2 separate regions of the Homo sapiens genome follow, and region 2 is linked to region 1. The links are chromatin loops, found by intact Hi-C in ENCODE. Cell type or tissue: PC-3. All regions are shown on one strand. Each heading gives the region's core, and the rest is flanking DNA. Links, peaks and the distances in the headings are about the cores only.

Evidence for each region. A loop is a pair of places that touch in the nucleus more often than their neighbours do. Peaks named below come from ENCODE experiments on the same cell type or tissue, not always from the same donor. Only the 100,000 strongest peaks of a DNase experiment are listed, where the experiment ranks them.
Region 2: a loop joins it to region 1, with 7 times the contacts of the local background. A loop is called at or near these places in 4 of 110 quality-filtered maps.

Annotation. Positions count from the first base shown.
Region 1 is chr7:104,154,531-104,158,936 of GRCh38, forward strand. All of the region lies in intron 12 of ORC5 (origin recognition complex subunit 5), which reads right to left. Among named protein-coding and RNA genes, the nearest start is that of ORC5, 51 kb to the right of the region's middle. In PC-3, for the core only: CTCF peaks have their summits at 2,450 (motif pointing left) and 2,658; no DNase peak of the experiment used is centred there.
Region 2 is chr7:103,658,600-103,663,005 of GRCh38, forward strand. It overlaps RELN (reelin), which reads right to left. Exons shown (of 65, transcript NM_005045.4): 12 at 2,777-2,928. Among named protein-coding and RNA genes, the nearest start is that of SLC26A5, 210 kb to the left of the region's middle. RefSeq lists an enhancer at 2,002-3,201. In PC-3, for the core only: no CTCF peak of the experiment used is centred there; a DNase peak (open chromatin) is centred at 2,122; H3K27ac peaks cover 1,335 bases.

The sequences.
Region 1 (4,406 bases), core at 115-4,114:
TGGTGGCTGCACCAGCACAAATGAAGGGCTGTGGAATCCACAGACACATCTTCATTTCTGTATTCTCTTTATCCAAGACAATGCCTGAAACATAGTAGACACTTAGTAAATATTTGTTAAATGAAATTTTAAGCAGAGAAAGATAAATTTAATTCCAACCATGGAAAAAAAATAAACACTGACTTTGAACTTGAAATGTGAATTAGATTAAAATATTTTTATTTATAAACGTTTTAGAATTAAATAAAAATTAACAACGTCTCCTCTTTAGAAAACTGAAAACTATATAAATTTACCACATATCTACCTGTATTTGAAGAAATATGCCAAAATCTATTTTTGGTGTAATAAAACGTTAGCTACCTTAACAAGTACAGTATAGCAAAAACATCTTCCTACAGCTATGGTGAATTACAGATGAAGTATTTGCTAAAAAAAAAATTTTCATAGATGAAACAACTAAATTATCATTCTGCTTTCTGACTGATGATAAATTCATTTGAGAAAAACAATTGGTTTGGATATATCCTACATATCTTATAAAACAACACCTAAATGAGTAGTAAGGTTGTCTAAATGCTATTACAATAAATAAAACCTCCGTAAGAAACGATTGTTGATTCATGACCAATAAGTTAAATCGATGTAACAAATAACTCCAAGTGTATCCATAGTATCATGACATGAGTTCATAAGCAGAGAAGGTACAAACAGAAAAGGTATATATTTGTATATTAAACTATGCTACAAAATGTTTATGTTCTTATAAATGAAAATAAATTTGCAAAAACACTCTAAATTTTTTATTATGTACAACTAAGTATGAAACCACTCAGAAATTAGGTATTAATTATGGAAAAATCCAACTTGTCAATATGGTACACAGAACTATTTTTTAAAAAGAACTATGCTCCTTTTCTAATCTTTCAGCTGTTTCTTGGTATTAATTCAGAATACATTATTTTATAATATAGTAATATTATTAAAATAAAACCTTTTAAATGGCAGAATTATAGTAAACTACTTTCAAAAATTATTTTCCAAAATGCAAATTGATCGAAGCAGATCAATGAAAATTAAAACATATTCCTTTTACAAGTCACTTTAGAAACCTATACCAATGATTTTAGAAATAAACTCTCCAGCAATTTTATTCTCTGGGAAAAAAATAAAGCAATATGGCTTTGAGATTTTAAAATAAGTGGTATCTCTGATAATCTTAAAGAACTGTACTCCTATTGCTCTGACCTAACTACAAGAGTATTTGGGTAGGGGAGGTAAGAATGAGTAAGAGGAGACATAGAACTATAAAAAGAATGAAACAGATAATTCGGAAATTCCCATATTTTTTTCTTTTAAGAAAAAAAGAATTAAAAAGCATAACTTGGCTTTAATATATTTCTGGAAAAAAAGACAATACTATTTCTTTAAAAGCTGACAAATGGTCTTCAAAATCATAACTGATCAAATTAAAAATTTAGAAAGAATACCTATAAACTTTACCCATTTACTGCATGTATTCCATTCTATCTTATGATGAGAGCAGAAAGGAAAGGAGAAAAGAATGAAATACCAGAATTAATGCTTTGTCACCCATGAAGTTCAGGCATACATAGAAGGGCTACATTTATCTTACTGGAATGAAAATTTTAAAAATGACCCAAGATAATGACTGCAAAATTGTACTAAAGGTAAAAACCAGGTAAGACTAAAATAATAATCTAAAAAAAAATTTAAAGTCATATTTAAGTTCAATAAATCTGAACATTAACATAAAATGTTAAATGTGCTACTATTCTCTTCACTTACTTGTGAGACTAATGAATAGAATTTTATTTAAAATTCAATAGAGAATGAAGAAATTCAGAATAATGCCAACTACAATACAATATTGCTGCTAGTACTATTATAAATTTATTATTCTCAATTGGAATTTTAATAAACTTTAAAGAGTCCTTGAGTTACTATTTTTATAACTTCATTATAGAATAGATTAGATTTGAAATACAATGGAAATAAACTTTTGCTTCAGGAGAATTCTGAATGTCTATATCATACATGATCAATTTATACACAAAATAAGTTTAAACAATTATTTAGTCAGTAAATCCAGCTATAAAAATAGCATATCACTATAAAATAAATTCTTAAAACAGGTGAATACAAAAATAATACATGATCATCTCATATAGACACATTATAACTAATAAAAAGCAATTTACCTCCAGGTACGAAATATAATTCATTGCCAATTTTATTTACATTTTCATAAAAGTGTAAATACACACATACATGTTTATAATTACATTTTTCAGCAAGTTTATTTCCATTCAAATGACCCAATATGTTAACAAATTTCTCTAGATATCACAGACAGTATTAACAGGTAAAAGGTCTGTTTGCCTGGCTCATCTTAAAGCCAGAATGCAAAAACATTGCCATCTAGTGTTCGTACCAAATAAGCACTTTGAAAACAAACGTATTTCTGTTTTTCACTTAAAAAATTAAGTGTATGTAGGTTAAATACAAACTGCCATTCCCATGGTTAAGAGTATAATTTTGATAGAAGAATAAAAGGAGAAAGAAGAAAACTAGAAAAGGTCACTGGGAGTCAATGGGAAGAAGAAAATATAAGGCATGTGGGAGAAATACTCTTTGGATGAGATTCTTGCCACATTTTGTTCTGGAACACAATATATATGTTATTAGATTTTCTTGGATACTTTACTGACCAAGCAAAAGTAAAGATCAACTCCTTAGAACTAGTTGCATCTATCTCTACCTACTCCCCGACCCTTTGTATACCCAATGAGAATAACTAAGATTGTGTTCCTAAATGACTTGCTATTAAATTCACCTAAATTCATGTATAGCAATACTTTAAATATACAAATTTATCATTTTGATTATAAAATGTTAATTAGAAGAGATAAAGAATAAAAAGATCAGCAACTACAATTGTCAAGTTTGAAAAAAATTTAACTTCATTAACAGACAAAGATACATTTTGGGCCAAGTTGTTTTCTTAACTGTGTAATATTACTGGCACTGCTATAACCACGAAGACTGCGGACATTGTTCATCATAGTCAATGGCTCAGAGCAGCTAGTAAATCTCTAAATCAGAAGCCTCCCATTGTTTTTAATTGCCATATATTTTCCCCAGAGGATAAAATTGCTGAAGAGTTTATTTCTAAAAACAGAAAATGCTCTACGAATGTAAAGAACAATATGTAAGGTACCAATAGTAAGGTGTGGCATGTGGTGGCAGTAGTGTTACTATGATGCTACTATTACAATCACAACTACAATGACAACTACCACTACAATATAACCCCATTCAATTCCAACCAAACCAGGGTGACAGTTCACAGGTATGCCTTGCTTTTCAAACCTTTCTTCAGATCATATTAACCTTTCTTTCTGAATCTCTAACCTTAACTCTATCCTTTGGAAATAAGATATCAGGTGATTTTAAACTATTATTTCTCTATTTACCCATTTATACATTTCTGTATAATAAACATGTATCACTTATGTAAATGAGAAATATTTAAAAAACAAAAACTCCTACTCATTCTCCACAGCCAAGCCTCATTTTTCATCTTCTGTGAACTCTTTCAACCTGCCCAATCTAGAATTGATCTCTTTCTGCTCTAAACTTCTCAGAAGCACTATCTAGCATTCATTTACAGCCTTAAGAAAGTATTTAATAAATGGTGCTGGGAAAACTGGCTAGCCATATGTAGAAAGCTGAAACTGGATCCCTTCCTTACACCTTATACAAAAATTAATTCAACATGGATTAAAGACTTAAACGTTAGACCTAAAACCATAAAAACCCTAGAAGAAAACCTAGGCAATACCATTCAGGACATAGGCATGGGCAAGGACTTCATGTCTAAAACACCAAAAGCAATGGTAACAAAAGCCAAAATTGACAAATGGGATCTAATTAAACTAAAGAGCTTCTGCACAGCAAAACAAACTACCATCAGAGTGAACAGGCAACCTACAAAATGGGAGAAAATTTTCACAACCTACTCATCTAACAAAGGGCTAATATCCAGAATCTACAATGAACTCAAACAAATTTACAAAAAAATAAACAAACAACCCCATCAAAAAGTGGGCGAAGGATATGAACAGACACTTCTCAAAAGAAGACATTTATGCAGCCAAAACACACATGAAAAAATGCTCATCATCACTGGCCATCAGAGAAATGCAAATCAAAACCACAATGAGATACCATCTCACACCAGTTAGAATGGCGATCATTAAAAAGTCAGGAAACAACAGGTGCTGGAGAGGATGTGGAGAAATAGGAACACTTTTACACTGTTGGTGGGACTGTAAACTAGTTCAACCAATGTGGAAGTCAGTGCGGCGATTCCTCAGGATCTA
Region 2 (4,406 bases), core at 249-4,248, 500 kb before region 1:
CTGCTGTTCCCTCAAGATCTGGCCACCATTTCTTTTCTTCTCTCTACTGATAAAACTCTTGAAGTAGCCATCCTCCTCTTTCAGTGACACATTTTTATTTTTATTTTTAACTCCATGTATTATACTTGGGCTTTCCAGGCACCACACCATTGGGGAAACTCCCTCCAAAGTCACTGGTGGCCTCTCAGCCCTTATCCTGGTTGATCTCTCTCTCTCTCTCTCTCTGGCATTCCTTACACTGTTGATCATCTCCCTGCCATTACCCCCAAACCACTGTCTTCCTTCCTCCTGTAGGCTCCAATGACACCTTCCACCCACCTCTGTTTATGTTCTTTCTCAGTCTCCTTTACTACTATTTTCCCCTCTACTTATACCTAGATGAGGGTTCTCCCTAAGAATTGTTTGTCTTATGCTACCTTCTGCTTGGGAGAACATAGCAGTTCTAGTGGCTCCAGTTATCACCTGCATATGGATGATTTTCGAATCTGATTCGAATTCTGAATAGAATTTCTCCCTTCATATGGCATTCCAGAAACCTGATCTTAACATAAGCAACATCAAAATATTCTATTCCACACTTACTCTCTTATACATATATTTCTTTTCTAAATCTAGCAACCCTGCCCTAACTGATCTCTTGCCCTTTAATTTCTGATTATTTCAATCTTCCATCATACTCCTGCTAGAATTACTTTTCTAAAACACAGGTGATAATGTAATGCTGAACTAACAGGAATTTTCTGATAGCTCCACACTACCTAGAGAAAGAAAATCCAAACTCCTTAGTAGGAATTAAAGAAAACACTATTCTGGTTCCAATTTGCTTTTCTAGTTCCATCTTACGTGCTTCCACTTATCTATATTGGGAAAATCACCCAGCCCCAAACATATGACATACCTTTATTCTTGTGCCCTTTTTTCATAATGGCTTAGCTTGGAATTCTCTTCCTTAAATTTAAATCATGCCCATCCTTCAAGGGTGAGTTCAAATGCCATCTCCTTCATGAAGCTTTACCCTAATCCCTCCACTGCAATTACAGCTTCCTCTATACTCTCATAGCATTTCATTCCATTACAGCACACTGCATTCTACCTTATAGTCAGATGGTACTTGTGGGTGGGAACTCAGATTAATTTTTATATCAATAACAACAGAGATATACTGAGTCTAAATATTTATTTGGCAGTTTTGAGTGCTTTTCATACATTAACTCATTTGACCAGCAACTCTGTGATTTAGGTGACATTATTCTCCCCATTTGTATTCTCCATATATCCTGGCTTAAGGCTCTATATTCAGTAGGCATTCCTTACTGTTTTAATTGAATGAAGAGGCTTTTACTTGGGATAATGTACTTCTTTGGGCTCACTCAAATCAATTCCCCATCATAGTAATACTGTTTTAATTCATTGATTAATAATATGCTTTGTTCCAGAAAAAATTAAAGATTAATCTTATATAAAGACAATTATATAAAGGAACTTATATAATGATGACTTAATCTCATATAAATCACCAAATATGGTTAATTTATTATAATAAAATCAAAATATGGTATGAAATACATTGTGTCAAAAATGGGGAAAAGGGAAAAAACTTAAATTAGGCTGGCATACTAAATGTTTATTACAACTTTTTTGGAGGAGGGCTTAAGGTTTTCCAGGAATCCCTTTTGATAAAATGAGAGCCAGTTTGAATTCTAATTATGTAAAGAAAATGAGCTCTGGGCCTTTAAATAGACAAACCAGTTCAGAGTGAAGGTGAGGTTGTCCTTAAATGTGAGACTATATTACTTTATTTTATATGCACAATTTCTCTGTTATCAAACACATAATTATGGAAAATGAGTTAGCATCACATAGGTAATATGCTTGAGAGCATGATACAATCTGAGGTTTCCCATGCAACCCTGAGCTGTATGATTATCAAAAAGGTGAAGTGAGGAATACAAGAGAAATAAATCGTCAATGCTGAAGTTAGACTCAGGAGATCTGTTTGTCCTGATGAACTGACATCTTTGCTAGTAAGTTCAAAGGTAGACAGTGTTTATTTCCTGTTTCACTTCCAGATATTGCCTGTGCTTTTCCAGTCACTCAACAAAGAAGGCATGTGACACCTACTCACATTTCTGGAATGACATCAGTGAGAGAATATGTAACTGTGGCTCTTGTTGACTAAAAGGATTAACTTTGGAGGTCACAAAGTTCAACCTTCTAACTCCTTTTTGGGTAATTTTCCAACTATCTTTATTTGCTCTACAATACTTTGAAGAAAACTATAACTTATGAACACATGTTTTTCTTAATGTGTTTGCAAACATATTAGAAAATAGAGAGTATTATTAAAGTATTAACCTAAATTTCTCAGCTTCCTACTACAAAAGAGTTATGCAATGATGAGATATTCATGAAAACAAAGGCTCACCTTGATGACTATTTTTGGGGGGAAGCTGGGAAAAAGAAATCGCTTTGTTTTAGCTTATCTCTCATTGTCTTTTCAGCTATGACCATGGAGGGAGAGGTGGAAGGAAGGTATTATGGCATTTCTTCTTCAGGCCTCATCATGGCAAGCCATGACTAGATCTCTTTAGGTTGGCTCCAGCGGGGCTGGCCTGAAACACGGGGGAGTACCACAGGCTTCTGCTCTGTCTGGAGAGCTCACGTTTCATGAATTTTCATTTTACGTAGTTGACAACAAACAATCTTACTTCCTCAGGAATAGGTGCTGGCCTAGGATTTGCCCCACGGTGAACAAAGTTTGTGAAAATGTACTTACCCATCACAAAGTAAAACCTCAGGTTCCCATAACCGGTAGTGTCCATGGATGGAGTGCATAATTTCCTCTCTCCATCTTTGAGGAAGACCATTGATAAGCCTGATTCTATCGTTCCACATTCTGTACCAATGACAGCTCCCAAGACATCCCATCTAAAAAAAAAGGGGGATTAAGAGTTAGAGTTAGAATATTAAGCCAAATCTTTATAAAGAATAACATTTAGTTTTTAGTGAGGGACACTTACTTACTTAGTAATGAATAATTCTGAAATAAAGATATGGCACTTTATTTAGGCAATGATTAAACTTTAAACACAAATTTTAGGTAGTGAATACACTTTAAACACATTACATTCACAGTTATAGTTTTCCTGTAGAGGGATGAATTTAATCAATCTTGTATACGGTGTGTCTACTTGTGATCAGAGCCATGCTCCAGACTGAGATACTTTTCATTCTTTAAGTACTTATAGTTGAGTTGGGAAATCAATGAACTAAGGAAACAGTGAATTATAAAAGACAGACTCATAATATAAATACTTGTATGATGTTTTACCTATTGAAAATAGTAATAAAATGAAAAGTCATAAGAATTGGCAAAAGTCTAGCAAGTTTTCAAAAAGGAGATGGGATTTAAACTGGGTCTCATCAAACAGGTAATTGGATATGTAGAAGAGAATAAAAATAGCTGGCTTTTATTGAGTGCTAACTACCTGGCCAGATCCTTTTCTAGGGCCTTTACACATTAAAGTCATTTAATTCTCACAGTGACCCTATGAGGTAGTCACCATTACTACCCCAATTTTAGATGAAGAAACTGAGATGAAGAGAGGTTAAGAATGACTAGCAAAGGAAGAGGACAGTATTCAAAGCCATGCAGTGTGACTCCAGAGCCTATGCTCTTACCACAGTTGCATAATGTGTTGACGAAATCACATGACTATAGGCTAAGAAATGGGAATGACCAGCAGGCATGGTGGCTCACACATGTAATCCTAGTACTTTGGGAAGCCGGGGTGGGCGGATCACGAGGTCAGGAGATTGAGACCATCCTGGCTAACAGGGTGAAACCCCATCTCTACTAAAAATACAAAAAAATTAGCTTGGTGTGGTGGTGCATGGCTGTAGTCCCAGCTACTCGGGAGGCTGAGGCTGGAGAATGGTGTGAACCCAGGAGGCAAAGGTTGCAGTGAGCCAGCTGAGATTGCACCACTGCACTCCAGCCTGGGTGACACAGCGAGACTCCGTCACAAAAAAAAAAAAAAAAAAAAGAAACGGGTGACACTATTAACAGTGCAGAAATCAATAGACCTTGGTGGAGGATGTGTGTTAGGGGAGAGTAAAAAATACATTTGAATAGTACAGTGGAACAAATCCATGGAGAGTTTGGAAAGAGGGGAGTTCAGACTCTATTTAGTAGACACTCAGTGATATTTCTAAACTGCATACATGATTACATCTCTCCTTTGTTTAAAGTCTTTCAGGGGCTCCCCCATTGCTATCTGGACAAATTCCAAGTTCCTTAATGCAGAACATGCAGTCCTTCTTGGCCTGGCCCAAGAACATTTCTAGCACAATCTCTCGCCTTGTACCATGTCTCTTCTGCCTTGTACCCAAACTCTTTTGCCATA